2 separate regions of the Homo sapiens genome follow, and region 2 is linked to region 1. A link is a loop called in an ENCODE intact Hi-C map of the cell type or tissue named here. Cell type or tissue: ascending aorta. All regions are shown on one strand. Each heading gives the region's core, and the rest is flanking DNA. Links, peaks and the distances in the headings are about the cores only. Region 1 holds the start of CD276 (CD276 molecule). Region 2 holds the start of LOXL1 (lysyl oxidase like 1).

Region 1 (15,289 bases), core at 4,211-12,210:
ATAACATAGGCCAGTTTTGTTGAAAGCCATGCACCAGGCTCTGTTCTAAATGCTTTTACACATATTAACTCATTTAAGCTTCCCAACAATTCTGTGAAGTAGGTACTATTATTATCCTATTTCACCGAGGAGTAAATTCAGGGATGGAGAGATTTAATAACTTGCTCAAGATTACAGAGCTGCTAAATGGCATATTTAAAATCCCACATTTTCATATTAAAAATAGAAAAAAGGTTTAGGAAACAAATATATCATTAAAATAGAATATGACCAGTTTTTTGGTACACATTTATACAAGGTATTGTGGGAATGGACGAGGCAGTAGGCTTAAACCTGGATGAAAGGGTCAAGCCATTCACTGGGGGCTGGGGAGGCTCAGTAAGGACTGCACAGAGGAGGAGACATCTCGGCTATCTGGCGGAGGGGACAGCATGAAAAGTCACAGAAGAGGAGATGTCCACAGCATATTCTGGGAAGATGGGACTCCAGGAGAGGCTGAGACTCAGGAGAGGAGGCAAGGGAGGTAGTGAGGGACGTAGATGGGGACTCGGATTGAATCTGTGCACAGCAGGAAACTGTGGAATACTGTGACCCACGTGTCCAACCCTCTTCTACCCTAGACTGGCCTGAAATATCCCTGACAGCTTCTCAGAGATTCTGTCTCCAAGTTCACCCCACACCAGGACAGGCAATCCCAGGGGCCAGAAGACAAATACAGTTAAAACAGATGAGCACCTCCCCGTATGGCCTAAACTTCAATTCCTTCTTAACATCTTCTGCTCCTTCTTTCCTTGACAAAGAGGCAAATTCAATGCCGAGCAGATCGTCTCCGTCTTTGGTAGCTAGTCTTAACACAGTTATTTTGCTCCATGTCCTTTATTCTACAGTGCCCTTCTCTTGGTCTATGCTGGCCCCTTCTGGTAGCAAGGCTCCGCACTCCTGCAGGGAGCCCAGTCCATGCTGTACTGGTGGAGCTGTCCTCCCAGCCTAGGGCCTGGGCATGTTACAAGACCTGGCTCATGGAGAAACCTGCCCTGCCCCCACTCAGTGATTAGTTCGAGAATGAGCTGTAAGCCAAGCCACACCCAATCAGAGACTTCCCCAGAGCCTTGCTGCTGCAGCCATCAAAAAAGACTCTTTCTTGTTGAGATTACTAAGAAGGATACGGTCTGGGACTGTTAGCAATAAATGTGTCTGCTACCAACAATCTAAAGAATTGATCCAAACAAATGAACAGAGGCAGAGATGGAAGCTAGAAGGATATAGAGCCCTAAAACCATCATTTAAGCCCCTATTCCTGAAGCAAGCTGCACACATAGACTGCCTAGGTACTTAAACAAGTCTTTTTTTTTTTTCTTAAATGTGCTTGAGCTAGTTTTCTATTATCTGTAACTGAAGGACTCCTCAAATATGTCTGCTATATCTTCACTATCTCCATTTCTCTCTACCCCTGCTTCTCTTCCTGGTCTTCCAAGTCACCATCATCTCTTGCCTGGATAACTATAAAAGCCTCTTCACCAGTCTGTTCACCTTCTCTAGTTCCCCCACCCAATTCTGTTCTCCAATCTATACTCTATACAACAGCCAGAATAATTGCTATTAATATAAAAGCATAAATTATATCACTGCCTTCAATAGTTAATCATAGGGCTGTTCACTTTCCTTGTGATAAGATCGCAGCTCCTCCATAGCCTACAGAGCCCCATCTGCCCTGGCCCTGCCCACCTGCCCAGCCTCACCTCTTCCTACTTGCCCCTCACCACAGTGGGCTGCTTCCAGTTCCTACAACATAGGACTCCCTTTCCTACCTCACAGTGTTGCTGCAAATACAGTTTCTTCTTCCTAGATGACATGGGTGCTTTAAGACTCATGTTGAAATTTAATTGCCACTGTAACAGTATTAAGAGGTGGGGCCTGTAAGAAGTGAAGAGATTAATGCTGTTATCACAGGAAAAGTGGGCTCCTGATAAAAGCGTAAGTGCTGCCCCCATACTGTCTGTACTGCACGCTCACATGCCCTTCCACAATAGGATAATGCAGCAAGAAGGCCCTCGCCAGATGCCAGCACCATGCCCTTGGACTTCCCAGTCTCCAGAACTACAAGCCAAATAACCTTTTTTTCTTTATATATTACCCAGGCTGTGGTATTCTGTTATAGCAGTAAAACATGGACTAAGATAAAAGGTAACACCTCCATATTCTGAGGGTCACCTTGACAGAAAAGCCAGGTAAGAGATCTGCCACTCTAAGAAGGACCCTGTCATTCATTGCACCCAGTCTGTTTTCTTCATGATATATGAGAACCTCCCTGAGAAGGAACCACATCTGCTTTATTTAACTATTGCATCCTTAATTCTAGCAATGGCTTGGCACATAATGGGTTCTCAATGCACGATTCAATGAGTGAACGAATGAATGCATGTGTGTTTAGATAGAGAGATGGATAGATATATGGATGGATGGATGTTTGTATATGGGGAAAGGATCTGGATGCCTGAGAGTGAATGCAACTCTGGAGTGTCAGAATAAGGGTGAGAGTTTGCTACTGTTTTCTACTTGATACACTTCTCTGTTTTTAACTATGAACATGTAAATTCTTTTGCAATTAACGAAAAAAGGAAAACAGCAACAACAGAGATATCCTGGACTTTAGACCAGGCTCTGTCACTCACTTGCCAGGCTCCCTAGGCCAAACCCCTTGCCTTTCTGGGTCTTCATCTCCTCAACCATCAAAGGGTCCTGACCACCATCCCATGCTGTGACCATATCGCATGTTGGGCTGGTGTAATCACAAGAAGCTTCATGGAAGAAGTTAGCACTAGTGTTTAAGAAGATGACTTTGGAGTTGGAGAGACAGGTTCAAATCCAGACTCTGTCACTTCCTAGTAATGAAACTTTATGAAAATATCCTCTCTGAGCCTCAGTTTGCTCATTTGTAAAATGGGGATTATAAACCTTACCCTCATAGGATGATTATAGGACTCAATGAGCAAAATTATCAAAACTGACCTAGTTAATACTAGGTGCTCTATAAATGGGCAGCAGCCTCAGAAAAGAGATGGGAGGGTCCCTAGAGTTCCCTGGGAACAGCCTCCCTGTTTGCCTTCCTTTTTCCTGATAATCTGAGTCAGTTTGGGCCTTTTATGTTCAAGGCTGTCCACTGGGCACCACTCCCCAGTCCCGTGATCCCACCCAAGAGCAGGAATCAGTTCTTCCTCTCCAAGCGATTTCTGTGTGAGTCAGGACAGTAGTATGTCATCAGGGCTGGCCAGCAAAGCAGGGCTAAGGTCTCCCTGGAACTAGAGGCATGTGCAGGGGCTGCAAAACTGACCTATACATGCATGTGGAAATGTGTACACACACACACACACACACACACACACACACACACACACAGGAGGCACAGAGCCCTGAAAAAAGTGAAAGCTACATTGGGCCCAGAGGAGGTCCAGCCAAAAGAAGGGATGGCAACAAGGAGAATAGGGAGAGGAAGGAAAGGGATGAGAGCACATGAGACCACATCAGAGCGCAGATTTCGGGTCAGACACTGGCAGGCCCAGGGCACACACATCTGCATTCACTCAATATCTGCTGAGTCCTGCTAGGTGCCCACCTAAACATATCTGGAAATCCTATCCTTTCCAGAAGCCTTTCCAGACTGCACTCAAGGAAGGGTGCATTTTCTCCAGATGTGATCTGCCTAAATGCCTCCTTGCCTCCAAATTCCTTTGGTTTCTACCCTGAAAGAGGCTCAGCTTAGCAGAACAACTCTGCCGACCCCTCTCCATCTAAGCACCAGACCCCTCTCGGAGTGTAGCAATCTCCACCAGTCCTCAGAGCTAGAAGGCCTCTTACGGTACACCTGGTCCAGCGCCTAGCTCCAGGCCCATTGTACAGATGGAAATCTGGACCCAGAGTGGTGGCCGGCTGGCCAAGGGCCCACACTCAATTATCAGCCACCAGCAGAAGTGACTAAGAGCCAGCTGATGCTCCTATCTCTCTTCCTCACTTATTGAATGGAATCACCAGGCTGCCTTGCCTGCCCAGGGTACAGCATGAGCTCAGAAGCCAGCAGCCTTGGGTTTCAATCCTGACACCGATGCCTTGCTGAACACATGACCAAGTTTAAATGACTTAACCTATTTGAGACCCAATTCCAAATCTCTAAAATGGGGGTAACAATCCCTACCCCACAGGGCTGCTGTGAGAATAAAATAAGACAATAGAGAGAGAGGACTTAGGAAAGTGCCCAGTACCAAAACTGCAGTAATAATTATTATTATTGCTGTTATTATTGCCGCAAGCATGGGGACAAGGCCTCCTAGATGGGGCCTCTGCACTGAGCGAACACTTTGCCCCTACCCCACTCTCCCTGGCCAAGACCTCCTCTGTCAGGCCACACATCTGGGCCTCTGGGACCATTACTCCTTCTGTATCCCTACTTTTCACCTAGAGCCCTATCAGTGCCCCAGCTCCAAAGTAGCAAATGCACAACTCGACTCCATCTCTGGCTCTGACTCATTCTAGTGGTCCTGGGCCCCTTCCTCTTCGCAGATGCTTGGTCACAGTTCCAAGTACCATGAGCTCCTACCGTCCTGCTGCCATAGCCCCTAGCACAGAGCATTCCCACAGGGACACATTCCAATGTCTCCCACAAGGCAGCCCCAGTTCCTAGGAGCCTGCATTGCCTCTAGGGTAACTTGGGACCCCTGCCTCCCAGAGACAGTATCTCTCCCTGCTCCAAGGCTCCCAGCAAGAAATGCTTCTCACTCCACTTCCCGCAGATTAAGCTCCCTATGCCTAGAGAAGGTCAGATTCCCAATGGCATAAGGTGTGTGGAGCAGGCATTCATTCTCTGGACCACAAAGAGAAAGAAAGGGAGAAAGGGGGCAGCTGGCTGGGAGCACTGGTCAGAACTGGAGGGTGGAGGGGGAACTCCTGGAAGCCCCAGCATGATAAAGTCCAGGGCTCTGGAAGAGAAGAACTCTCAGCAAAGGCCCTGACTATGCTGTGAAGGCCACTAGTCACTGGGTCACCCAGGTCAGGCCTGCCCCTTCTCTGGTTCCCCAGATGAGTCTTCCCTGACTTACTAAGGAGACCCTTGGCACATCTTACCGGGCTCCAGAAAGAGGGGTAAAACCTGTGCCTACCTCCAGAGCAGCAGAAAAAGCCAGTTCTGGAAGCAGACAACAGCCCAGCTCCACCATTTGCCGGCTGTGTGTCTTTGGGCATGTGACTTACCCTTTCTGGGCCTCAGTTTCCCCAACTGTACAATGGTGTTAATGATACCCTACCTCATAGGATTACTATGAGGATTACATGAGATAATGTCTATTTAGCCTCCAGCACAACCCTACCCACTCCCAAACCTGAAAACCCAATGCTCCTATCTGGCACACTGCAAGGGCGGTAGAACTGGGGGTGGCAGGCAAGGGTTGCATAACTGTACACGTGGCCCCCTTCCAGGTGTGGGGTCCATTCTGAGCCAACAAGACCAAAGGCAATTTCTCAAAAATCATGTGGACCAGTCCTCACCCCTCTCCCCCTCCCCTAGGCCCTGGGTGTGCCCTCCCCCTTTTGCTGGTGGACTTCCCTAACACTCCTGCCCTGGGGATGTGGGAAAAGGACAATGAGAAGTCGCCACCCACTCAGAGGATAAGCTCATGGGCAGTAACGTCATCCTCCTTGCCATTTTTCCTCTTTCCCTGACCCTATGACTCAGATCCACAGCTTAACAGCCCCCATGTGGTCATAATCTCAGAGGCTGCTTGGATTTGGTCATTTTTCTGCACAGACCCCAAACCCCGTATGTGCAACCAAGTACCATCCAGCCACTTGTTCTACAACATTTTCTAGGAGTCTCTTTAGGTGCTGTGGAATTCCAACTCACAGCTCTCTTATCACACTGCATCTCTGACTCCAAACAGCATTGTCCAGCTCCTTGTCAAACTCAAATCCTACTCCAAAGAACAAAGATTTACCCCTCCAGAGAAAGCCAAAGTTTAATGATGGAATTCTCACAGGAAGTTTCAGAAGTCAACCTAATAAGGACACAGACACCCCAGAGGACTACTTTGAAGGGACCACACTTCTATAACTGTCCTTTCCATAAATATTAAAGCACCGAAGCCAGCTGTCAGGTATATGAACATGAGACATTCAGCCAACCCTCCATCGGGTGGTGCCTGGACAGAGCTGAAGAGGGGACAGGAAGGAAAACAGGGTCCTCAGATTCCAACACCCCTTCTCACCTGAGACTTGCATTAACACAGGCTCCTTACCTCTGACAAGCTCATGTCTCACAGCACAGGAGTCTAGAGTAAGCTGGAAAGCTTACTGCAGGCAGGAGAAACCACCAGTAATGCCATAAGGACATGGAAGAACTCCAAAGGTCAGTCATGGGACCCTGACTGCATCACTGAGGCCACTTAATGCAGGAACGAAGCTCTCTCCCGCCAGCGTCCCCTTGCCATACAACCCCTCAGAACAAAAACTGAGGTCCACAGGGCTGACCCAAAGTCATGAAGGAAAATTTCATTCACATCAGGATACTCCAGTAAGCTGACGGTGACGTATGTAAATTTCCACGGTCAACAGTTACCCTAAGTGTTAGTGCTTAATCTCAAGAACTCCAGATATCAGGAAAATGTACTCACCCAAAATACTCCCTTGAAATGAGCCACTTCATACCCTACAGCCCCATAGCCCTCCATCCTGCCCTGCACTCAGATCAGCTCAACCCATCGGACAGGTTTAGACTTCAAGTTTAGACTTCAGTTCCCCTCAGCCTCAAACTGTCCCACCTATTTGCAGTCCCCCACACTACAAGGAAGGCTGCACAGCATCAGATTTCCTAGGGACTTCTGGGAGGCCAGAGGGAACTAGAGGAGGCCGCACTAAATAAAGAACTCTCTTAAAGACAAAGCAGCTTCATTACTTTCTAATATAGAAACTAACTGCTGAAGACATGCTTATAAGAAAAGGACCCCGGGCTTTAATGAAGAGATCAGACTCATTTACAATTATCCACATCCAATTTGAAGGTAAATCGTTTTTCTAAATTAAGACAACTAACACCCCCCCACCCGCCACACACACACACACACACACACACACACACACACACACACAAATCTTTTTTGCTTTACTATTTGCTTAATGTTTTCCCTCAGTGATAGATCCCATATCTGAGTCATCTATCACGCTTTTCTCATTAGAGCAGGTTTGGCTTAGAAATAAATCCCCTGCCTTAGGCTGCCAAACCTGCCAATTCGCTAGCTAAACGGTCGCAGGGAGGGCCCTGGGCGCTGGAATTCAATCCCCTCCCTTCTAGTGTGCCCCCACTCGGGGTCCCCACCTCCCTCCACCGTCGCCCGCATCTCCTCTCCATCCCACCTCACCCCCCACCTCCCTGAGGCTTCCCAAGCCCAAACTGCCCATCCCAATTCCCTCCCCACCCCCAACACCTATTCACCCCGTGGCCCCTGCCAGCCGTCTCTACCTGTCCTTCCCGGAATCTGACCCCTCATGCTGCCCACGGCTGCCTGTGGAAGTGCACCAGTCGCCCACACCTTCGCCCTGCTGGGCCCTGCAGAGTGGACACGCCTAACCACTCGCCTTCCCTCCCCGCCGCTCCCCTCCCGGAGCTGGGCGTTTTCCTCTGCAGGACCCGAGACCCCGCTAACCTCCCAGCGCCGGCCGGTGGCTTCGTTAAGCTTCAACACGGGACAGATCTGCCCCCATGCCCGCTCCAGACCCGGGGCCTGCAAAAGCGCATTCACCCACCCGGCCCGGTCCGCAGCTTCCGGGGTCTGCAGGTCCGACGGCGCCCGGGCCCCTCTCAACCCGAGGAAAGGGGGGCGGGGTAGGATCCGGGAGCCCCCAGCTCTCCGCGGGCCCCACAGCCCAGGGCAGGAGGGGCGCCCGCGGTTCCCGGGACTCCTGTGCGAGGGGGGCCGCCCGGACCTGGGGGAGGGCAGGGGAGCAGGAGCCCGGAGGGAAGGCGCCCTGCTCAGCTCCTGCAGCCCTGAGCGGGAACGTGCGGACCTCCGCGGGATCCAGGCCCGGCCCGCAGCAGACAAAGGCCGCCCCACCCCGCGCCGCCCGCGCCACGCCAGCACTCACCGCGCCGCGCCGACTCTGGGACTCAGGGACGCGGCCCAGCCTGGCTCAGTCGCCGCCGCAGCGAGGCCCGGCCCGAATGGGGGCCGGGGGCGGCCCGGGGAGTCCGAGGGGCGGGGCGGGCCGCGCCGGAGAATCCGCCTGAGGCCCGGAAAGGCGGCTCCGGTGCGTCCCTGAGGCCGGATTGGCCCCGCGGTGGCGGCTGCTGACCGAGGCCTGAGCCAGCCCGCTGGGCAGAGCACACGGCCTGGCCCCCGCCCCCGCCCCGCCCCGCCCCCAGGCCTGACCCTGGCGGGGAAAACCCTCGGCTCCCGGAGCAGGGCGCTGCCCATCCCCCACCCCGTTCCCACACTTCCAAGAGCCGAATCTTCCTTTCTGCGAGAGGGGATAGGTGACTGACTGGTCATCGACTGGCGGCAGAACAGGGCTGGAATCCTGCTGTCCAACCCCAGTCTTGGGTTCTTCCTCCACACCATGCTGGCACCACAGCCCAGAAAGGGTTAACTCGACTGCGAGGAATTAAGAGCTGCAAGGAGCTCTCTATAAATACAGTGTCGTGGGCGCCTGAGCCAACCGCAGGACAATTTCCACTGAGCTGGTTTTCCTCTTTTCCTTCCACCCACGGCCATCCGACCAGCCCTGCCCCCAGCCCCACCCCAGACTGCTGGCCGGACTTGGCTCCAACAGGCCTGACACCTAGTGGCCTTGGGCTCTGTCCTTACAGGGCCCCGCTCCAGCCTGGGAGGAGATGGGGGTCGGGCCTGTCCAGATTTTGCTGTGGTGCAGCCCATCCCTGCACCTGTTCTTGGATCTGTTCTTCCTCACAGGGACAGTGACAGCTAAAACGTAGGGAGACTTTTGTGGGCCAGAGTTAGGTTAGGAGCTTTCCATGCTGGGCCTCTTTAGTTCCTCCAAACAGCCCCGCCGGCTAGATATTATTATTCCCATTTCACAGATGAGAAAACCAAGGCTCAAAGGGATGAAGGGACTCCAACCTTGTACTGCTGCCAGGCTCACCACCAGTGCCAGTGGCAGTACTGGGCAGGGCTTGGGAAATGAGTATGAAAACATGTGCGTCTCTCTGCATGTGTTGCCACTGTTGTAAGCTCTTTACCATTTTATCTCATTTAATCTTCACAACAACTCATTGAGGTGAATACCATTATTCTCATTTTTACAGATCGGAAATAAGGAAATTAAGATACAAAGAGATTAAGTAACTTGGGGACACATAGCTATGAAGGGAGGAACCGGGATTTGCCCTCTGAATTTAAGTGTGCGTGTGGTGTATGGGTAGGGGTGGTGGTGCATGGGTGTGTATATTTGTGGGGGGTTTTTGTCTTTTTTTTTTTTTTGAGACAGAGTCTGGCTCTGGAGTGCAGTGGCTCAATCTCGGCTCACTGCAACCTCCGCCTCCTGAGTTCAAGCGATTCTCCTGCCTCAGCCTCCAGAGTAGCTGGGATTACAGGTGCGCACCACTATTTTGGCCAGGATGGTCTCGATCTCTTGACCTTGTGATCCACCCGCCTTGGCCTCCAAAAGGGCTGGGATTACAAACGTGAGCCACCGCGCCCGGCCGGGTGTGTATATTTGTGAACACATTCAAGCAACTCTGTATTTGAGTCTACGTGCATATGTGTCTTTGAATCACACAGCAGCTGTGTCTGTGTAATTGCTGACTGCTCCTAGGGATGACAGCAGAGAGGCCCAGCTGTCTTGTCCCTGACCACCTCCAGGAACTCTGGACCATTCCACGCTGCTCCCCACTGCCCTGCCAGGCCCTGACCAGCCTCGTCCAGCCTGGGTCTGGCCTTACAGGTCTCAGGATGAGTAGCCTCCAGTTGGCCCAGCAACCTGGGGAAGTAGCATCACATGGAGAGGTGTCCTTGGGCTGAGGGAGCTAGGAGCCCTGCTGCAGGACCCTGGAGGTGGCATTGAACAGATCTAGAGAAACTTACTTTCCTTCCCTTCACAAAGAGTCAGTCCTGTGCCTTGTGCCTTGCGGTGGTGACGCTGGTCCTGTCCTAAGGGATTTATAATCTGGCATGACTCAGCCATGGTGGACAGTGAAGGAACATCACAGAGCAGTTTATAGTGTGTCTATGGGGGGAGATTTTAAAATAATCATTCAAGAGCAGAGGTCAGGAGGGAAGGAAATGTGTATTGGCTCTCATTCCTGGAAGCAGCAGATTGAGAGGGCTCTGATCCCCTAGGAGGGGGAAACAGCTTGGGCAGGGCACAGATAGCACATGTGTAGGACCAGCTCATCTGAGACTCAGACACTTGGATCTGGACACAGATAGCTAGAATGACCATCCCATCATGCAGGGGTCTCCTTGGTTCAGAGAATGTTTGCCTGATTGTCCCTGGGAACTCAGGAATGGAGGTGCTACACAGAGATTCCCGTCAGAACCAGAAAAACTCAGGATGGAAGGTTGTCTTCATGCATTCTTTCTGGACAGCAGCCCTACCCCTCTCACCTCTATCCCTCCCACCCCCCACCTCCCCACAACCTGCTTCCTAGGTCAGCACAGTAGTAGATGACTCAGAATGTGCTATCTCCAGTTTTGCTTCAAGTTCCCCAAGGAGGTCACAAACCAATCCCAAAAGACCCAGATTGGGACAAGCCTTATCCCACTTTTTATCTACCTACCATCCTGCAGGTTCCTCAAATTCAACATGTGCAAAATTGAATTATCACATGTCCCCAAAACCTGTTTCCCCTTCTAGATATACAGGAAGGACTATGCTCAAAACCTGGACTCATCCCTCGTTCCCTCCCACTTCCCCCCACTTCCCACTGCCAATATCCAGGCAGGCTTGAAGGGGTGCCCTAGAATATGTTAGGAATCCCTCCCTTTCCTGAATACCCTACTGCCACACCATCCTCATCTGAACCCCCATCACTCCTCACTGGATTGTTGTTGAAGCCTCTTAACTAATTCTGCTGACTGTGACTCCTCAGTCCATAGCTGCCAGAGAGAGCCTTCTAAAGCGCAAATCCTCCCACAATGTCTCTTGCTTACCTGAAGCCCTTCAGTGTTCTCATTTGCCCTTAGGCTGCTAGTTGTCCACTAAAATTAATTCTCTACTTCTTCCTTACCAACAGAGTGTAGCATTTGTTCTAAGAAGTTCTATGCCTAGTTGAAAATACGTGGGTTCTCAGACCCCCTTGCAGCTAGAGGCAGTCACGTGACCCAGTGTGGCAAATGAGATGGAAATGAAACTCACTGATTGAGGCTTTGGGGAAAGCTTGTTAAAGGAGCAGCCTTGAGCTATGGAAACCAGTCTGGTAGTTCCTCAAAAAATTAAAAATAGGCCAGGCAAGGTGGCTCACACCTCTAATCCCAACACTCTGGGAGGCCAAGGCGGGAGGATCACCTGAAGTCAGGAGTTCAAGACCAGCCTGGCCAATATGGTGAAACCCCATCTTTACTAAAAAAATAATAATAATACAAAAATTAGCCAGGCATGGTGGCGCTCACCTGTAGTCCCAGCTACTTGGGAGGCTGAGGTAGAAGAATCACTTGAACCCAGGAGGCGGAGGTTGCAGTGAACTGAGATCATGCCACTGCACTTCAGCATGGGTGACAAAGTGAGACTCTGTCTCAAAAAATAGAAATAAAAATAGAACTACTATATGATTCAGCAATTCCACTTATGGGCATACCTCCAAAGAATTGAAAGCAGGGTCTCAGAGAGATATTTGTACACTCATATTCTTAGTGGCATTACTCACAATAGGCAAAATGTGGAAGCAACGCAAGTGTCTACATCTCCAGATGAATGGATAGGCAAAATGTGGTGTATCCATACAGTAGAACATTATAACTTTCCTCAGGGCAGAAATTATGACTGAAATTAGGAGAAAACTTCCTTTTGCCTCCTTTGACATGCAAAAGGGAAAGTGTCTCTCTCATCTATTTAAATACACTTAGATAATGCAAACTGTACAGTGTAAGCTATGGAGATATTTCTGTCTTTTTAGAGCAGCTAAGCAGTCCATCTCATAGAAAGCGGCTCAGAAACATTGAGATGCCTCTCCTAAGAATGATACTGAAAATGTATTCATTTTGACTGCTTCCATAAGAAACAAAAATCAATTCTTGGCAGTGTCAGGGATTTAAGGCCCAAGTGGCGATTGGGGATTTTATCGAGGATCCCTGCGACACTAAGCCAATACCTTGGCACTGGCCTCCCTTCCCTCAGGCTGGTTGGTGCATATTACTTCCCAAGTTGTTTGCATTTTTAGGCCTCAAATCCTTGATGTCTTGGCAAAAGCCACCCACCCGCACTCCACTCTGCCCACTCACTTAGGACTCATAGGGTGCCATCAGGAACCATTCCATCCAGCCTAGACTTAAGGCAACCACATTTCTCTCAAATGACTGAATCCGGTGTAAAACTGAATATGGTGCATAGCAACCACTGCAGGTTCCGGCTTCCTAGTTTCTTAGTCCTGGGAATTGAGTCTTGGAATAGGCTTCAAATGTCTAGAACCAACTACTGCCAGCTGGAAGCATCTGGCAAGCAAAATAACAGGAGCAGCCTAATGAAAGAGGAGCAGGTCCTCCAGGGAGGATCGCCTGGGAACACTCCGTAACCCTAAGGCCCTAATACACACACAACAACATAACGAAAGAGCTTCTAAGCAGTCTTTTCTAACTAGCTGCTTCTATCTGACTCACCAGCCTCTGCTCTTCTTCCCTGTTCACCCTTTCCATTATCTGTCTTCCTCCCCATCCCCGGTGAAACTGAACCATTCAATCCCCTTTCCCTTTCCAATTTCTTTACTATAATCTTGGCTGACAACACTCCCAATACCGGGAAGCCATTTCAGAGTTTGTGTCCTGCTGCTGGTGAGTCGGAAGGAAGGTGGCAGGTCCTCCAAATAGGAGGGTTGTACAGAGTTTAAAAAACAAAACAACAAAACAACAGAACAAACTAAAAACAGCACCATGCTACCAGGGGAACTCTTCTATCTCATTGGGAGTTGTTTTTTTCTAATAGCTCTCACATGCAAATAATTGAACAGGCTCCACCCTTGCGCTGACCTGAAAGTGAGCACCTCCTTCAGTTTTGCATCATAGGTGCAGGTACCTCATGCTCGTCCTGGCCCTGCTCCTAGGCTTGCCCCAAGACAGGCTCAGAGAAGCAGGCACTGACCAGAACAACTAAGGGTTCCTGCTAGATGAATAAGATCGAGTGCCCCTGGCTTGGAGAACAAGGGGCCCTGCCTCACAAGCCAGTGGTGATGGCCCTCTTAAGGAAGATAGTGGATAAACCATATGGAATCCAGAAATCTGAATTTCAATCCAGGAGTTTAATCCTTTTTTATTTTATTTTTATTTTTTAAGAGACGGGATCTTGTTCTGTCACTCAGGCTAGAGTGCCGTAGTGCAATTGTAGCTCACTGTAGCCTTGAATTCACCCCTGGGCACAAGAAATCCTCCTTCCTCAGCCTCCCTAGTAGCTAGGACTACAGGAGTAAGCCAGGTGCTGAATCTTAAGTGCAAATATTGCTGTTTTCAGAGTCACAGGGTCTCTTTGTGGTATTCGTTTTCAGCTGGGTTTGTGACATTATGCCTAGGCATCTTCAGGGCACCTTACCAAAGGGACTCAAGGGAAGGTTTAACTGCCCCAGTGGTGAGAACAGTTTATCTAATCTTCCTTAATGGAGCACTCTTAACCTGCAGTTCTTCATGTCAACCCTAATCCCTGAGGCAGGACAACTGACTGCAAATCCCTGCCCTTTCTCTCTCCCTGGCTTCTCTCAGTCCACTCCCCCTCTTCTCCTGGAGATAGGCATTTTGCAGTGAAAGTGACCCTTCTTGGGAACATGTCTTGGCTGCTGCTAGGTCTCCACTTGGGTTACTGGTGCTAGGGAAGAACCCAGTTCGAGACAATCCAGGCCACGAAGCAGGATGTGTGAATCGCAACATCCTCAGTCAGTGACCAAGGCTCAGTTCTCTTGCAGTTTCCTTCCCACCCTGCTTCTGCCACCAGACATGGGGCTTCCTGCCCACTGGCCTACCTCTCCCAAGGTTACTACATGAAGTATGGGGTATTATATCTTATTAGCTTAACTGCTTCTTCCATTATTGTGGTTAGCAGTTGCTCATGAATACAACCTTGCGTTTGTTTTCTTAAAACAGGACTTTCAGCTAAATGACATGTGTGGCTCCTGTTCCTTCCTCAGTTTTCTTGATGAGACCATCACAAACATAACTTCAAAAGAAATCCTTTATAAGCAGACTTTCTGCAGGAACCTGGCACCTTCACAGGCAAACAGGGATGGGCTCTGGGTTTCCAAACAGGAACTTGAGCAGCAGCACTGATGCCGTCCACTCAGGGAGATGTGCAGCCAGATGTGTGGCTTCTGAGGAGTGACTCCAGCTGGAGTTTCTCCCCTCACCCTAGTAGTTCCTTGACCAGCCCTTCATTATTCTTTAGGGTCAGCATTGCTGTCAAAATGTGGCCCGTCTCCATCACCCTCCACCCCTCCATAAATATTCATGTAGTCCAGTTCCTCCCAGCTTAAGAGGAGGGAGTCTATCAGAGGTTGTCCTCTCAAACTGGACCAATCCACTTACTTCCCTAAGCCTCCTCCAAGGAGCAGGTGCCAGCTTCAGCCTTGGTCTGTTCTGATGTGTGCTGCCCACAGTGTTCTCCACTTGGCCCAAGCCACATGTCATATCTCCCCAGGCACTTTGAGGGCTCCCTTAGGGCAGGAACTCTGGCTCATTCTCCTCCAGGCTCCTCACTCATGCTCCCTCACTCCCACCTGGGATGCTATAGCTGAATGAAGGCTTGAACTCTGGAGTGAATGCTTGACCCTGGCTGGCGGGAAGGGGCATTGACAGTACAGCAGGCTGAAAACCAGGACACCAGGACTCACCTCTCATCCCTGCCACAAACTAACCATGTGGCGGGAGGAGGTAGCTTAACCGTTCTGGGCCTTTTCCTCTCAGAGTCCTCCTAAAGCTCCTCTGCAGCCCTGAGCCACCATTTCTCACTGAGAGCATCAGAATTTCCTCCTCGGCCCTGCAGCAGACAGGACTAATGAAGCAGGCTAGCGCCATGGACAAGCGGCCTGCAGAGCCAGAAAGGAACTAACAGTCTCCAACTTCCCTACTCCTTTTCCAAGTTCTTTCCATCATGGTTGACA
Region 2 (15,289 bases), core at 2,381-10,380, 240 kb before region 1:
CACGAGCAGCATGGTCCCATGGGGGCTGTGGAGGCTTGAGAAAAGGAGGAAGAAAGGACAGGAAGGAGGTGCCTCTAACTCTGGAGTGCTGGGCTGAGACACTAGATTTTGTCCTAAAGGCCCTGAGGAGCTACAGAATCTTCTTGAGCAGAGGAGTAACCTGGTCAGACTGCAGGGGTTTATCTGCCCCACATGCAGGACAGACTGAAGAGGGAGAGACTGGGAGCAAGGGACCAGGGAGGAGGCAGCTGCGGTTCTCTCCTGGCCTCTGATTGGCCATGTGAAGTCAGGGATAGAGGACACACGTCAGGCAAGGCTAGCACAGCCATCCAAGATGCCCTGGGAGGATGCCCAGGGCTGCCTGTTCCATGTTCCTTTCACAGGATTGCCAGAGCCGGTGAGTCAGGCGGGGGGTGCGAGGGTAAGGCCTTGGGAGGGGAGCTTTGGTCTTCTGGGGCTGTGGGGCTTCTTAGGTGGCACTAAGACCCCCAGCTCAGACAAGCTGAAACTCCAGGGAGGCAGGAGCTGAGGCGAGGATCCCAGGAGAGGAGGGCCTGGTTGGTAATAGCAGGAGTGGTCACATCGAGGGAGCCGACACAGTGCAGGAGACCCAGCTGGGCCTGGGAAGTGGCTGGCCACCCTCCAGGCCTCTCTTCAAGGATTTGCTATGAGAGCCAGGCAAAGTATGTGACCCTCTCTGGGCCTCTGTTTCCTCTAGTTTCTTTTCAGTTTCATGTTTCAGAGTTGGAGAGAATGGTACTGCAGGAAGCCTTGGGCAGTCTCAGTGCCCAGGGTAGGAAGGAAGAGGGCACAGGTACCCGAGGAAGAAACTGGGCTCAGGACAGGCGCTTGGAAACCACCCACCCATGGAGGGAGGTGGGTGGTGCTCACATGTGCTTGGTGTTGTGAGGACACGTCCACGCCCACACACACTCACAGGCTGCCAGCGCCCAGCCTCAGACCCCTGGGTGTGTGGCCAGGAGGAATGAAGTCAGTCTCGGAGAATCCGCCTTGGGCTCCCACACCAGGCCTGGGGGTCTGATCTCAAGCACAAGGCTTGGCCTTCCCTGGGCTGGGATTTTCCACGGTCTGGCCTAGCAGGGTGGGGAGGGAGGAACCAATGATGGGAGAGACTACTGCTCCCTCTCTGGCCTCTTTGTGAGCCCTAAACTAGCCTGCAATCCCCTCCCCAGCAAAAAACACACTCCCACCCCACACCCTCAATGATTAGGGGAAGGGGCACCTGGATGGTGCTGATGACCATCCCTTGCAGCAATGCTTAGACATTGCTTCCTGTGGAAGTCTCCCTGAGCCCTAGCCCCTGACAGGGAGGGCCCTCCTCTGGGCTCACAAAGCCCCTGGCCCCACCAATGCTTGCCTAATCACAGCACTGAGATGCCCCTCCTGGTAGACTGCCCCAGGGAAGGGCCTGGACTTGATGCATGTGAGTACACTCAGCTTGGCACCTAGGATGCTACCTTCAGGGGAGAAATGTTTTTGACCCAAAATGAACTGTGGGGCTCAGGGTAGTGGCCAGAGGTCTGCTAAGCACCAAGCACCCCCACTTCAGACATGGCCTTGCCCTGTCCCATTCCCCTCTCAATCAACTGGCTTCCTTAAGAACTAACAGCCCAAAGACAGGCCCTAGAAGACCCACTGACTTGGTGCCCAGATGCCAAGTCCCAGGCATGCCTCTGCCAATATTGTGGCATTTGAGAGCTCAGTTTTCTCTGCCCAGAGGTGGGGCCCATCAGGCTGAGCCTCATGCTGAGGTCTTGCATTCTAAGAAAAGCCACTGCAAAAGTTTAGCACCCTCTAGGTAAAACATCCTATTCTCCAAGGGGCCCTAGAGCAGCTGATGCATGGCTATAATGCGCCCTTCTGCAGGGATGCTGCAAGTACCTGGTAAGGACCAGAGCAGGTGGATGCATCCTTCATCACACCACAGAAGGACCTGCCATCTGATTTTTCCTGAGCTCCTGCAGGTTCTTAAAGTGGGATTCAGCACACAACTCAAAAGCGACACCTTGGATGTGATAGAGTGAGTGTTCCCAGTGGAGACGCTCCTCTCCCCTAGTCTTGGCCTCCAGCAGTACCCAGGGAGACAGGCACCCCATGAGCAGCAGCCCCTCACTGAGGTCAGCTTGGCTGGAGACAAAGCATCATCCCTCTGCTGACAGAGGCTGAGGAGGAGGCTGGGGCACTAGCACCTATACTCTGAGGCACTGGAGGGCTCAGTCAGCCCTTACTTGGTGGGCCAGGCACAGCAACCTCAATGGGGAGCAGAGAATTATGGGTAGAGGAAACTGACGACAGCTTGAAAGAGGCAAGGCAGAGTTGGACTGCATAAGTATTGGGGACTGAGTAGAAAACCTTGGCCCAAAAGCTGCCTGTATGGAGAGGGTAGCAGGGAGGGGGATTCTAGGACAGCAGAGAATGGCTGATGGCCGTCCAGCACTGGCCACACCCACCAGTCAGCCCTTGTCACAGTAGCCCTGTCTGCTAACAGCATGTGTGGAAGCTGCCTTTCCACTGTGTCCTCATGTGCAGAGGGCTTGGGCCTTCCCAAGAGGAGGACGTATGTTCACCCCCTGAAAAGCCAGAGGGAGTCCTGTCCACAGCTGGGGCTCTCCGCCAGGGCCAGGACTAGGGTGAGGGGAATGAGGCCAGTGAGGTGTTTTTTTTTTTTTTTCCTCGGGGTGCAAAATTTTAGGGGGTGCCAAAAAAACTCAGTAACGGAGATAAGTAATATTTAACACAATAGTTTTTAAAATAAAAATTAATGCAAAACTATCTGTAATGAACAAAATATCCAAATATCAAATAAAGACAGGATCCGTGTTGCTGATTTTTCAGTTAGCCTCAGGCTCCAATATGGCTCGGCATACCACTATTACTGACTCTATTTAAAATCTGGATATTTCCTTTATCACAGGTTTTTTTTTTTTTTTTTTTTTTTTGCATTAATTTTGACTTAAAAAAATACATCTCAATATTACTCATCTCAACTACTGTGTTTTTTGGTAGCCCCTGAAATTCTGCACCCAGGCCAGTGCCTGACTGGTCTCTCTTGCCCCAGCCTTGCAGACTCCCCTGAGGAAGTCCGGACTCCTGCCTGGAGCACACGCTCCCCTCTAACCTCCTGCGCACTCAAGCCAACCTCACACATGCCCAGTAATGGGCAGCCTGCCACACCTCCAGGGGCATCCCTTAAGGCCTTTCTGGCCCTGAAGACTCAGGTTTCTGATGCTCCTTGCCTCACCCTGTGAGCTGGCATAGAACATCTCTAAGGGGGGAAGGAGATGCCCTCATTGAAATGAGGGAGAAGGTGGATGAGGGGCTCCTTCCTTTTGTCCTCAGATGACCCAAGCCAAGTGCAGAAGGCGAGCCTCCTCCCAAAGCTCGGCTAGTCCCTCCACCAAAGCCAGGATCAGAGCCCACACCTGCCTGGCCAACCCCTGGCACTGATGATGCCTGGGTGCGGGTTAAGCTGGGAGGTGAGATGCCAGGGGGGTGCTGTTGGCTGGGTCGGGGGAAGTCGGGAGGGGGCGCTGCTCCGTGCTTAGCAGCTCCGGGGAGGCCTCCAGGAAGTTCTAAGGAGGGGCCCGGGGGGCCCGGAGCAGTTTCCAGTGGCCAGGGGTACGCGCGGCCGGAGGGGCGCCGGGGCCGTACTCACCGCGGCCGTTCTGGTTGGGCCGGTACACGCTGCCCACGCTGAGGCGGCCCTGCTGCGCGCCGTTCCGCTCCCCACCCGGCGGGGGCGTGTCGGAGCTGCGCACCGGCAGGTAGGGCGGCTCCAGCGCGCGCGGCGGCCCGTACGCCTCGGGCGGCGGGTTGGCGTAGGGCGGGTACCAGCCCAGGCGTGGGTCTCCGCCATGGGCCTGCGCCGCCTCGGGACCGGGGTCAGGGTAGGCCTGCTCGAAGCCGGGGGTGCCCTCGCTGTACAGACTGTGCGAGTAGCGGCGGTCCAGGCCGTCGGGGGGCGGCGGCGGCGGCGGCACGTAGGGCCTCTCGGGGGCCGGGTAGAAGCCCTGAGGCGGGTACTCGGGCAGCTCTTCGCCGCCGCCGTACTCCTCGTAGCGCGCCCGGGGCTGGTAGGGGTAGATGACCCCCGCCGAGGCCACGGCCGCCGCCCCCGCGCCCACGCCGCCGCCCGCGGGCCGGTAGTACACGAAACCCTGGTCGTAGGTCCGCGACGCGGGGTCGTAGTTCTCGTACTGGCTGACGAAGGGCGCCTGCGGGTAGGGGAACTGCTGCGGGTAGGAGGGCTGCTGGCGGTAGGTGCTGGCGAAGGCCGAAGCCGAGACCGAGGAGGCGGAGCCCCCGTGCCGTTGCTGGGAGACGGAGGTGCGGGCCCGGGCCATGCCCGTGCTGTCCCCGACGGCCACCTCGCGCCAGTTGTCGGGCACCTGGCCAAAGCCGAATGGGTGCCGCGCCTGGCCGCGCACGGTGTCCGAGCCCACGCGCCCCGGCAGGGGCAGGGACGGCGCCTGCCGACGCCGGGGGCTCCCGTGGCTGCGCCGCTGCTGGGCCTGGGGCGCGCCGGCCAGCAGCACCCGGGAGCTACTCTCGGAGCGCTGAGGTCCGGCCGGCACGTACTCTGAGCCCGAGTTGAGCAAGCTGTACACCTGCCCGTTGTTCTCCCACTGGATCAGCTGCCGCCAGCGGGCGGGGTCCGAGCCCTGCCCGGGCTGCGCCTGCTGCCCGTGCACCAGCACGCACAGGCAGGCGCCCCACACCAGGGCCCCCAGCTGCCGGCTGCCTCGGGCCAGAGCCATGGTGACCCCTCTGCAGAGGCCTGGTGGACAGAGAGGCTCTCAGGAGTGGCCCCCTGGGCGTGCTTCTCTTCCCACGGCCTCGAGGACAGGAAGGCTCCTTGCTTGCCCCAGCTCTAGCTTTGTCCATGCTGGCCTTGTCCCGAGCGGGACGGCTCCTCCGATGACAGCATTTCAAGGCCAAGGGGTCAGGGCAGGGCAGGGGCGGTGCCCAGGGCTGCACGAGGCTCTCCGCAGGGCACCGGGCGGGCAGGACCGCCTGTGGGCCTTACATGGCCAGCCCCGCACTGGCTGGCCGCTCGGCTGGCGCTTTCCCACTCTGAATGAATAAGCAACAGGCTGGGAGCGTCGGGAGGCTTCGGCCTCCTGGTCCGCCTGCTGGGGCCTCCTCCGCGGGGCCCTATGGCCCGCCGGCTTTTAGCTATGCGCCGGTCCCACAGCTGCAGTGCTCCCTCAGTCCCTGGAGTTCCCAGCCAAGCCACAGACCTGCCTCTGAGGAAGGGAATCGAGCAGGGAGTAGGAGGGGACCTCTGGGGACTCGGGCCTGGTAAGTGGGGCTCTGGCAGGCAGAACGGGGCTGGGGTGTCAGCACCACCCCGCCCATTCCTCTCTGCTTTGGTCACAGCATCCCTGGTCTCCACCTTGCTCACTGGCTTCTCGTTTGGGCTGGAATGGGCCTCTGACTCCTGTCTGCCCCAGCCTCCTTCCCGTACTCCCGGGTTCTCCCTTTTCCTTGTTCCCTAAAGCCAGTGCTAATTAAGACACACCCTCTTTGCATGTTCCTTCCACCATTATCCCACACCCTCAATAGGAAGAAAAAAAAAAAAAAGACACACCCTCTTTGTTGGTGGGCCTCCTCGGGGAGATGCTGAACAGGGACCACTCTCTAATTCCAGGTCCCAGGTGCACCGCAGCTCTTGGGCCTGCGAAGAGAGGCACTGGAGCTGCACCTTTTCCCTCGTGGCACACCTCAGGGGCTTACTTTCCCAGTCTGAAGAGTGGGGTGTATCCCTGAGCTGAAAAGCACTTGTGAGATCCTGGGAGAGATCAACTTCCCAGACATCACGTATGGTTTCTGTCCTACATCTCTTGGCTCTGCATAGCCTGGGAATAACTTGAGTGTACACATGGATAAAATGAAACTGGGGGCTGTCTTTGATATGGGACAGGGGTCACTGTGAGGCAGAGAAGCCAGTAAGCATTGAACAACAGAAGGGGGTTCCGGAGACCTGGCCTGGTCCTGTTGCTGTGTGGCTTAGTCCCTTACTCTATCTGATCCAGGTGCCACGGCTTACCAATGGAAGATTAGGCCAGATGGCTCCTGAGAGTGCTTTGGGAGATTCTCTGTTCCTTCTGGGAATGGCAGGGATAGGAGGGGGTCCCAGAAGTTTGAACGCTTTGGCATCCAAGAAATCACACTCCAAATACTGCTCTTCTGGCCTCCCCTGGGCTGCCTTCTCCAACCGTGTTCCTGGGAACCGAAGGGCAGAAATTGCCCTCTTGGGCTTATAAACAAGGTATGAAGGACCTGTCCTTAATTTGGCTCCTGTATATTCTTTATTTTGGAAATGCCTGGAGCCCACCTAGAGAGGAGGCAACTAGAGTGGACATTCTTTGGGAACTATAGACCTCCCAACCCCATCCTTGCCAGGCAGCATTTGTTCACCCATTGCACTGTTCTTCAGGACTGAGGCTTGGACTCCAGCATGTCTCTACCCTTTAAATGCCCAGAATCCAGCCCAGAGGTAGGGGGCTTCCAATACCTCCTGGCCAGCAACTTGTCAACGCTGACACCTCAGCTCCCCAGCATGGGGTTTCCATCTCAGACTCCAGACAAGATTCCTCCAAAGAGCCACTGGTGTGACTGACACCAAGCAAGATGCTGAGGCAGGGCTTACTGAGGGCCGGGACCTGGAGGGTTAAGCCTTCCCTCCCTCCTGCTTGCCCCCTGCAGTGTTGGCCTCAGCTGCTTGGAATCCCTGGGGTCCTGTAGGGCCCTCCCGCCAGCCAGATGGGCAGCTGCTGCAGCAGAGGAGGGGGAGAAATGGAAACAGGCCTCAGGGTACCCCTAGGCAGGGAGGGAAGGGAAGAGGAGTGGAGGGAGGACAGAGGATGGCTGTGAGGAAGGGAACTCAGTTGCCCTAACGTGAAGGCAGGACCCCTCGCCTTGACTCGGACAGCAGGGCAGGGGCTGCCTCAAGGCTTTGGATGTGGGGGGATCAGGGCACATGCCATTCCACTCAGCGGGCCTCAGAGCCAGCTCTTGGCGTGAAACCTTACCCGATGCTGGCTCCTGCTCCTCTCTCTTTTTTTCTTAATAAGGTCGAATCAGAGTGAGTCAGAGGAGCCAAGTTTCCTGTTAGGCTCTATTTGAATAAACTCTGCTCTGAACATAGCCTGGGCCTCTGCACAGACTCCCCTGGCCAGGACTGCGCTCCTGCCAGCCATCCCTGCTGAGATGGAGACCTGGGGGTCCACACCATGACTTGAGCTAGGGACCTGGCCTGGCCCAGCCACTCCCCGGGGAAGCTTTTTAAGCTCTCAGAGCTTCAGAGTCCCGTCTGTGACCTGGGGGTAATCATACCTTTCTTGTGGCATATTTGAGAGGATGGAATGAGAGGATTATGAAAAGTCCCCAGCACAGAGCCAGACATGTGGCCACTATTTTCCTTCTTTCCTCTTGACTTGTGAGAGAAGGGAGGGATTTATCTCTTGGGGTTGACCCCCACTCCCACTTCCTCTGTCTTTCCTGTTTTTATCTGTCTTCAGCATCTTTCCTTGCTCAGGGTGAACCTTGTGCAGGGGGGCCAGAGGTGGCCCCTCCACCAGAGCTGTCCTCTCCCTTCCTCTCTACTCCCTCCTTCTGACCTCATTCTACTTGGGTTTAGGTCTCCTGCAGTGGCTGACAGGCCCAGCAGTTCTGTGAGCCCAGGGGAGCCTGCCTTCCATCACCTCTCCTCATGCTGGGCAAGGCCTTGCCTTGGTGGCTGGAGGTGTCCTGGCATCCTTAGGTTGAAACCTGCAGGGTGGGGTCCTAAAAGAGACCTGGGCAGGTTATGGAGGGTGCAGAGCTGGGGTCAAATGAGGGCGTGGACTCGAAGGCTGAGCTGAGCCAGAGCTGTCTGGGGTGAAGGGCAGCTTCTCTCTCCGCCTGTCCCTGCAGGCTGGGATTCACACCCACATTTTTAAGACCCAGGCATGTGCTTGAAGCTTGTTGCCAGTTCCTGGCACTAGGAACCGGTGTCAAGGGACCCTCGGAGGGGTGGTGATAGAAGGATGAAAGAGCCTGTTGATTGCGCATGACTTTATTAAGCCCCTGCCACGTGCTCAGCTCTGTGTTGCCGGGGCTCCCACGGAGCAGCCAGGGTCCTGTGACCCTGTCATGGAAGGCTGAGTTCTGGAAAGTCCATGGGGGAACCAGGAAGCAGCAGGCCTGACCAGCAGCGGGTCTGGGGAGCAGAGAGGGGTCAGGAGCTGTGGGATTCCTCCCTTGCTTTGCAGAGGGACGTACTAGGAGGCCCATGGTGGGTCGGAATTTTCTGTGATAGTGGGGATGCCAAGAGGGAAGGCCCCAGAGCACCCAAACCCTCCATCTTCCAGGCTGCGCTGTAGATGGGTTTGGGGCAGCACTGGGAATCCAAGACCCAACCCAGGCAGCTGCTGCCTCTGGAAAGCGGGCTGGAGGAAGTGCTGAGTGAGGAGGCTGGGCGAGCTGGCACAGAAAGTGCTGACTCTGCAGGGAGAGGACCACCGAGTGACCACTGCCAGCTGGGCCCCGTGCCTACCCCTCCCCTGCAGCCACATCTGGCGCAACGGTGGGGTGGGGGACCCAGTCCCCAGGGCCGAGGTAGCCGAGGAGGGGGCCTGAGGAGGGGGCCAGAGCCATGGGTTTGGAAGTGTTTCTTCAGGGCTGGAACTCCACTCCGGAAGTGGGGGAGGTGAGGTCAGAGCCTTTTCGAGGGACTAATGGGGTTGGGGGTGGAAGGAACCCACCCTTCTCTAGGACCCAGGAGAATTCTGTGGCTCTGGCTACTTCCCAGTCGGTTTTCCTCCCAGCTCTCTGGGTCCCCTCCCCTACGGCTCCCAGGGGATTTGGAAATAACCAAGCTGATACAGTACTCTGGGCATTCAGGTTGGGCTCTGTGGAGGCGGGAAGCCGCCTCAGCCCCTTAGAGCTTCTCCCCTCTCTGACTTTCACCCCTCCCCAGAGTCTGGGGCAAGCAGGCTCCTGTCTCTACCTCCACTTCCAGCCCCAACCCCTATCCAACCCGGGGGCCCTGAGCCCAGAGCCAGTGGAGACAGGAGCCGATTGTCATTGCAGGAATGAGGACCAGCTGGGGAGAGAGATCTTCTCCCAGGGACCTGCCTTGGCGGGGGGATTCTGCATAGTTGTCTGGGGCCTTCTGGGTGGGAGGGCCCTGAGCTGGCATGCTGTGGGGGTAAGAGGAAACTGTCCCCTGCCCGAGGGAGAGAACTGACAAAACCAAGCAGGGCGCCAGGCCCTTGGGACACAGTCCAGCAGAGACCTGCAAATCTAGGAGGGAAACTAAGGCAGGAACCCCTGGTTCTCTCTGCTAACATCCTGACAAGTTAAGGGAGGGCTTGTGCTCTCTCTCTCCTTTTCTTTTTGTCTGTAAATTTAACTTTCACTGGGATCTCTCTGGGTTTCTCTAGCTTTTTCTTTGTTTGTTTTTGTTTTTTTTAAAAAAGCATAGTCTTGCTATGTTCCCCAGGCTGGAGTGCAGTGGATTCACAGCAGCCTTGAACTCCTGGGCTCAAGCCATCCTCCTGCCTCAGCCTCTGGGACTACAGGTGCACATGACCACGACCGGCTTTCTATAGCTTTTAAATTTTCTGCAGTAACCTCCCTCCACCTTATTCGTTCATTTTCTATCTGTGGCCAAGTCTGTGACTTGCAGCCTCCATCTGTCTCCATCTGTTTCTGTTCTTCCTCAACTCTCTTTCACACTCCCTCCTGTCATCTCTATCTGCTGATGCTTCTACCAATGAACGATTCCTTCATTCATCCACTCACTCACTCACTCAGCATGTTCCCTGGGTATCTGTGGAATACCAGGCCCTGTGCTGACTGCAGTCATCACAGAGAGCAGCCAGACCTGCCAAGTTTCCAGTGGGTGCCCAGGCTGGTGGGGGTGTATAAGTGATAGTCCTGGGTGGAGGTGAAGACGTGGCACTGACTCTCTGTGACCTTTGGGAGGCATTTCTATTTCAGTCTCCATGTCTGTCTGTCTGTCTGCCCATTTACCCATCCATCTCTGTCTGTCAGCGACTCAGTCCTTGGTTCACCTTCATGAGGTGGCTTTTTTTCTGCTTTCTCAGAGCTCATGCAGTTTACTCATTTCCCCCTGGTGGGGGTTGGTAGTGGAGCTGGAGAAGGGGAGGTGGTGTGGGGTGAGACTGGATGTGGTGATGGAAGTGACAGAGGTATTCCAACCAGAGGGGCTCCATCTTGAATGGGGACTGGGTAAAATGAGCCTGAGACTTACTGGGCTGCATTCCCAGGAGGCTAGGCCTTGGTAGTCACAGGATGAGACAGGAGGCCCAAGATACAGGTCACAAGCACTCCACTGATAAAACAGAATGCAATTAAAAAAAAAAAAAGCCAGATGGCTGGGCATGGTGGCTCATACCTATAATCCCAGCACTGTGGGAGGCCGAGACGGGCAGATCACCAGAGCTCAGGAGTTCAAGACCAGCCTGGCCATGGTAAAACCCTGTCTCTACTAGAAATACAAAAAATTAGCCAGGCGTGGTGGTGCGCACCTGTAATCCCAGCTACTCGGGAGGCTGAGGCAGGAGAATCACTTGAACCCAGGAGGCAGAGGTTGCAGTGAGCCGAGATCACGTCATTGTACTCCAGCCTGGGCAACAAGAGTGAAACTCTTGTCTCAAAAAAAAAAAAGCCAGCCCAAACCAAGATGGTGATGATCATGACCTCTGGTTGTCCTCACTCCCCATTGTACACTATCATATCACATTAGCATGCTAAAAGACACTCCCACCAGTGCATGACAGTTTACAAATGCTGTGGCAACATCCGGAAGTTACCCTATGTGAGCTAAAAGGAAGGGGAACTCTCAGTTCTGGGAACTCCCTACCTCTTGCCCAGAAAACTCATGAATAATCCATCCCTTCTTTAATATACAATCAAAAGATAATCATAGATGACAGCTAACCAGCAGCCATTGGGGCTGTTCTGCTTATGGAGTCGCCATTCATTTATTCCTTCACTTTCTTAATAAACTTGCTTTCACTTTACTCTGTGGACTTGCCCCATATTCTTTCTTGTGTGAGATCTAAGAAGCCTCTCTTGGGGCCTGGATCGGGAACCCTTTCCTGTAACAGAAGGAGCAGGCCCTTGGGGCCAGTGGAGACTAGTTTTGCCCAGCTGGGTTCTGGAAAGGAAAGGGCCACAGGGTGATGAAAGATGAGATATCAGCAATCTCTCCCTTAAGTTTTTTTGTAATACAATTTTTAATCTCAGATTACAAAAGAAATAGGTCAATTATAGGAAATTTAGAATACAGAGTAAAAAAGAAAAAGTAATTCATTCTGTAACCTAGAGAAAAACCATTGTTTTAGGCTCCACCCCCCCACTCATTTAAAAAAACAATTAGGATCATAGTGCCTATGTCATTTTACAAGCTGCTTTGTTTGTGTAATAACAGTTGATGAACATTTCCTTGTCTCAAGGTAACTGCCGTTTCAATATTCATATTGATCACAGGAGCTCCTGCCTGCCTGGATGAAGAGGAGGTCAAGACTTTGTCCCCCACTCCGCAAGATACCCTCTCTGTTCCGGAGCGGTGGGTCCCTCCCCTGTTAGGACCTTGTCTCCCTCAGGACTGGACCTGGATCCTGGGCCTGCAGTCAGATTGCCAGTTTCACTTAGAGGTGGAAATGTCAACCCACTGGTTGGAATGGGAAGGTAGGGTGTGGGGTCGGGGAGTACCTTCATTTCTATCTGCCCAGGAGGCCAGCCGCTTCCTGCATAGCATTTCCTTCCTGCAGTATGGGAAGGACCAGGCTTTCTCAGACCACAGAATCTTGAGAGCCATTTCCACGTGGAGCAAGTGGTGGCTACCAGCCTTGGGTCTACATAACTAGGGCCTCATCCCTGGCCCAAGAATCCTGCTCCACAGCCTTCTTGTGTCCCTGTAGGAGGAGAAACACCTGGCAACTTAAATTTTTTAAAATAACTTTTTTTTTTTTTTGAGACGGAGTCTCGCTCTGTCTCCCAGGCTGGAGTGCAGTGGTGCGATCTCGGCTCACTGCAAGCTCCGCCTCCCAGGTTCATGCCATTCTCCTGCCTCAGCCTCCCAAGTAGCTGGGACTACAGGCACCTGCCATCACGCACGGCTAATTTTTTTGTATTTTTTTAGGTGAGACAGGATTTCACCATGTTAGCCAGGATGGTCTTGATCTCCTGACCTCATGATCTGCCCACCTCGGCCTCCCAAAGTGCTGGGCTTACAGGCGTGAGCCACCGTGCCCGGCCAAAAATAACTTTTAAAAACATGAGTATAGCATACACACACACAAAAGTCCACAAATCCTAGGTGTACCACTTGATGAATGATCCCAACGTGAGCACACCTCTGGATTACCACCTGGATCAAGAAATAGGACATCACAGCAGCTGGCAGCTTCCAAGGAGAAGCTCTGGAAAGTTCTGCCTGTCTCAGCACCTGGCTGGATCGGAAACGAGTTTTCTTTAACCAGATTTTTAATGACTGACTTATGTGGACAAATCATAACTGAATGAATCACCTCCTTTGTTGATTTTTTTGGGTACTTTATTTGCTATTATAAATGATGCTGTAATAAGCACCCTTGAAGAAATCTTCATATCTGCCTCTCCTGTGTAGCAGGTCACAGTGCCTGGGTTTGGTTCTAGCCCTCATTTGTGAACTGTGTGACTCACCATGCCTTTTTTCTTTCTGTAAGACAGGAATAATGGTAAGAATTTAAATGGGGGTAATATGGAGCGCGTTTAGTTCAGAGCCTGGTGCATACAAGCACTCAATAAGTACTGGCGATTATTAGACCTTTAGATTAATTTATTAGAAGTTGGATTTCTGGTGAAAGGGTTTGAGTGTTTTTGAGGCTTTGGCACAGAATACCCAGCTGGTCCCAGAAAGGTGGTTCCCATTTACCTGCCCGAAGGTAATTCACCCTTACTGATACTGAGTACTGTTTTCTAAAAGAACATTAAAAATTGGATAGGTTAAAAACAGGTGAATACATTTTTTTAGTTGCATTTTTTTGGTTACCCGTGAGAGTGAACATGTTGCCATGTGTTTGCTGACCTCCTAAATGGTCTATTTGCTCCTACCTTTGTACCCCAAAAGTCTGCTCTCAAGATGGTAGCCAGAATGATCCTTTTTGAGACATAAGTCAAAATTTCACTCTTCTCCTTAAAGCTCTGCAATGGTTCTCAGGTTAAAAGCCAAAGTCCTGTTCAAGGCCTCCAGGGTCCTCACCACTTGGTCCCTTGCTCTTTCTGTTCTAGCCAACTTGGCCTTCTCCTGCCCCTCCGCCGCACCATGGCAATTTCCCCTGCTCTGTGTGGTCAACTACCTGAATCTGTTCAAAGCTTTGCTCAAATGTCTCCTTCCTGATGAGACCTCCCCAGCCCCTGAGCTCCCCATGCCTCACTCCTGATCGCCTTACTTAACCCTTCTTTTTCTTTTTTGCCAGTAGTACTTATCACCGTCTAAAATACTTCATAATTTACTTGTTTATTGTTTGCCCCTCTCCAATAGAATGTAAGCTCCTTGGGGCAGGGACCTTTGTCCTTTGTCTTGTTCACTGCTGTGTCCCATGTGTAAACTTGTCTGGCACAGAAGAGGTGCTCGATAAATATTTGTTGAGTGAATGAATGGTAAATTTTCTGTTCATATTCTTTGACTATTTTCTATTGTAATGTTCATCTTTTTAGTATTGGTTTATAAGATGTATATTTAGCACCTTTTCATATATCACTCTTTGTCACATATTATGCAACTAATTTGTCATTTCCATCAATTTTTAAAATACTTTCTTGATGCTTCATTTTTAAGCTGTCAGATTATTAATCTTTTCTTTATGGTCTTGGACTTTATTGTTGCATAACCGCTGCCTTCACCAGGAACATATAAATTTTCAATTAAATGTTCTTCTGAGATTTTATGATTTCACTTTTTATATTAAACTCTTCATTTTGTCTTCATGTGTGGTGAGAGGTAAGAACATAACTTTAAAGCAAATTAACCAACTATCCCCAAATGAATTATAAATAAATTAATCATTTTCCAATGATCTGAAAGGCCATTTTATCATACACTAAATATTTTTGTGTGTTTGACTGGGTTTACCGTTCTGTTCCGTTGGCCTATCACATCGTTCTTACATTGGTATTTGTTGCCCTATTTTAATGATTGTAACTTTTTAATAAGGGTTAATGACTGAGAATACAAGTCCCATTGTTTTGTTTTATTATTTTTATTATTTTTTTGAGACAGGGTTTCACTCTGTCACCCAGGCTGGAGTATAGTAGCACTATCTCGGCTCATTGCAACCTCTGCCTCCCTGGTTCAAGTGATTCTCCCACCTCAACCTCCCGAGTAGCTGGGACTACAGATGCATGCCACCACACCCAGCTAATTCTTGTATTTTTAGTAGAGACAGGGTTTCACCATGTTGACCAGGCTGGTCTTGAACTCCTGGCTTCAAGTGATTCACCTGCCTCGACCTCCCAAAGTGCTGGGATTACAGGCGTGACTCACCACGCCTGGCCCATTTTTTTCTTTTGAGGTGTTCTTTGTGGCAATTCATATATTCTTTAAGATAAATTCTAAACTTTTTTTTTCTGCCGAGATAAACTAGCAGACAAATCCCACTGGACATTGCAATTGGATTAGTTTTGTAGATTAATTTAGTGATAATCAACTTCTTTGCACCATTGAGTGCTTCTGTCCGGGAACGTGGCATATCTTTCTATTATTAAGGTCTTTTTTATTATAGGTCTTTAGGGAAGCTTTATTTTATAGATGAATGTAGTGTGTTTGGTGCTTATTTTCATAAAATAAAGCAATGACATCTGTGGCAGGCAGCTTCTGAAATGGCTCCCAATGATCCTTACCTTCTGATAGTCACCCCCTTGGAGAATCCCTTTCCTTTGTGTGTGGGCTGGATCTAGTGACTTGCTTCTCATAAATAGAATATGGCAAAAAATGATGGGTTGTTACTTCTGAGATTAGGTTATAAGAGGCGAATTTCTGTTTTGCTGTAATTTTGTCTCTCTAACCCTCTTGCTTTCCTGTGCTCATGAAACCAGCTGCTGTGTTGTGAGCCACCTTATGGAAAACCCATGTGGCAGAGAACCGAGGGTGGTGGCTGGCCAACAGCAAGCCAGGAGCTGAGGCCCACAGTCCAACAACTGGTGAGGAACCACATGCTGCCAGCAGCCATGTGAGGGAACTTAGAAGCAAATCCTTCCCCAGTTGAGCCTT

What was found. Hi-C counts contacts between places; a loop is a spot of excess contacts. Peaks named below come from ENCODE experiments on the same cell type or tissue, not always from the same donor. Only the 100,000 strongest peaks of a DNase experiment are listed, where the experiment ranks them.
Region 2: it touches region 1 in a loop (4-fold over the local background); 2 of 110 quality-filtered maps call a loop at or near these places.

Annotation. Positions count from the first base shown.
Region 1 is chr15:73,677,296-73,692,584 of GRCh38, reverse strand. CD276 (CD276 molecule) reads right to left here and starts at 8,202. Exons shown (of 10, transcript NM_001024736.2): 1 at 8,125-8,202. RefSeq lists enhancers at 7,281-7,787, 8,805-9,313 and silencers at 7,772-7,821, 7,982-8,111, 8,122-8,251, 8,372-8,421. In ascending aorta, for the core only: a CTCF peak has its summit at 8,838 (motif pointing left); DNase peaks (open chromatin) are centred at 5,654, 7,764, 8,324, 8,764 and 1 weaker place; H3K4me3 peaks cover 3,021 bases; H3K27ac peaks cover 4,012 bases.
Region 2 is chr15:73,916,273-73,931,561 of GRCh38, reverse strand. It overlaps LOXL1 (lysyl oxidase like 1), which reads right to left and starts at 5,100. Exons shown (of 7, transcript NM_005576.4): 1 at 3,677-5,100. The coding sequence starts at 4,778. LOXL1-AS1 (LOXL1 antisense RNA 1) reads left to right here and starts at 3,314. Exons shown (of 3, transcript NR_040069.1): 1 at 3,314-3,497; 2 at 11,524-11,602; 3 at 12,179-14,094. RefSeq lists silencers at 3,593-3,642, 3,733-3,852 and enhancers at 2,927-3,760, 3,761-4,594, 7,633-8,618, 8,619-9,606. In ascending aorta, for the core only: a CTCF peak has its summit at 3,520 (motif pointing right); DNase peaks (open chromatin) are centred at 3,701, 5,111, 7,071, 8,861 and 3 weaker places; H3K4me3 peaks cover 7,158 bases; H3K27ac peaks cover 7,876 bases.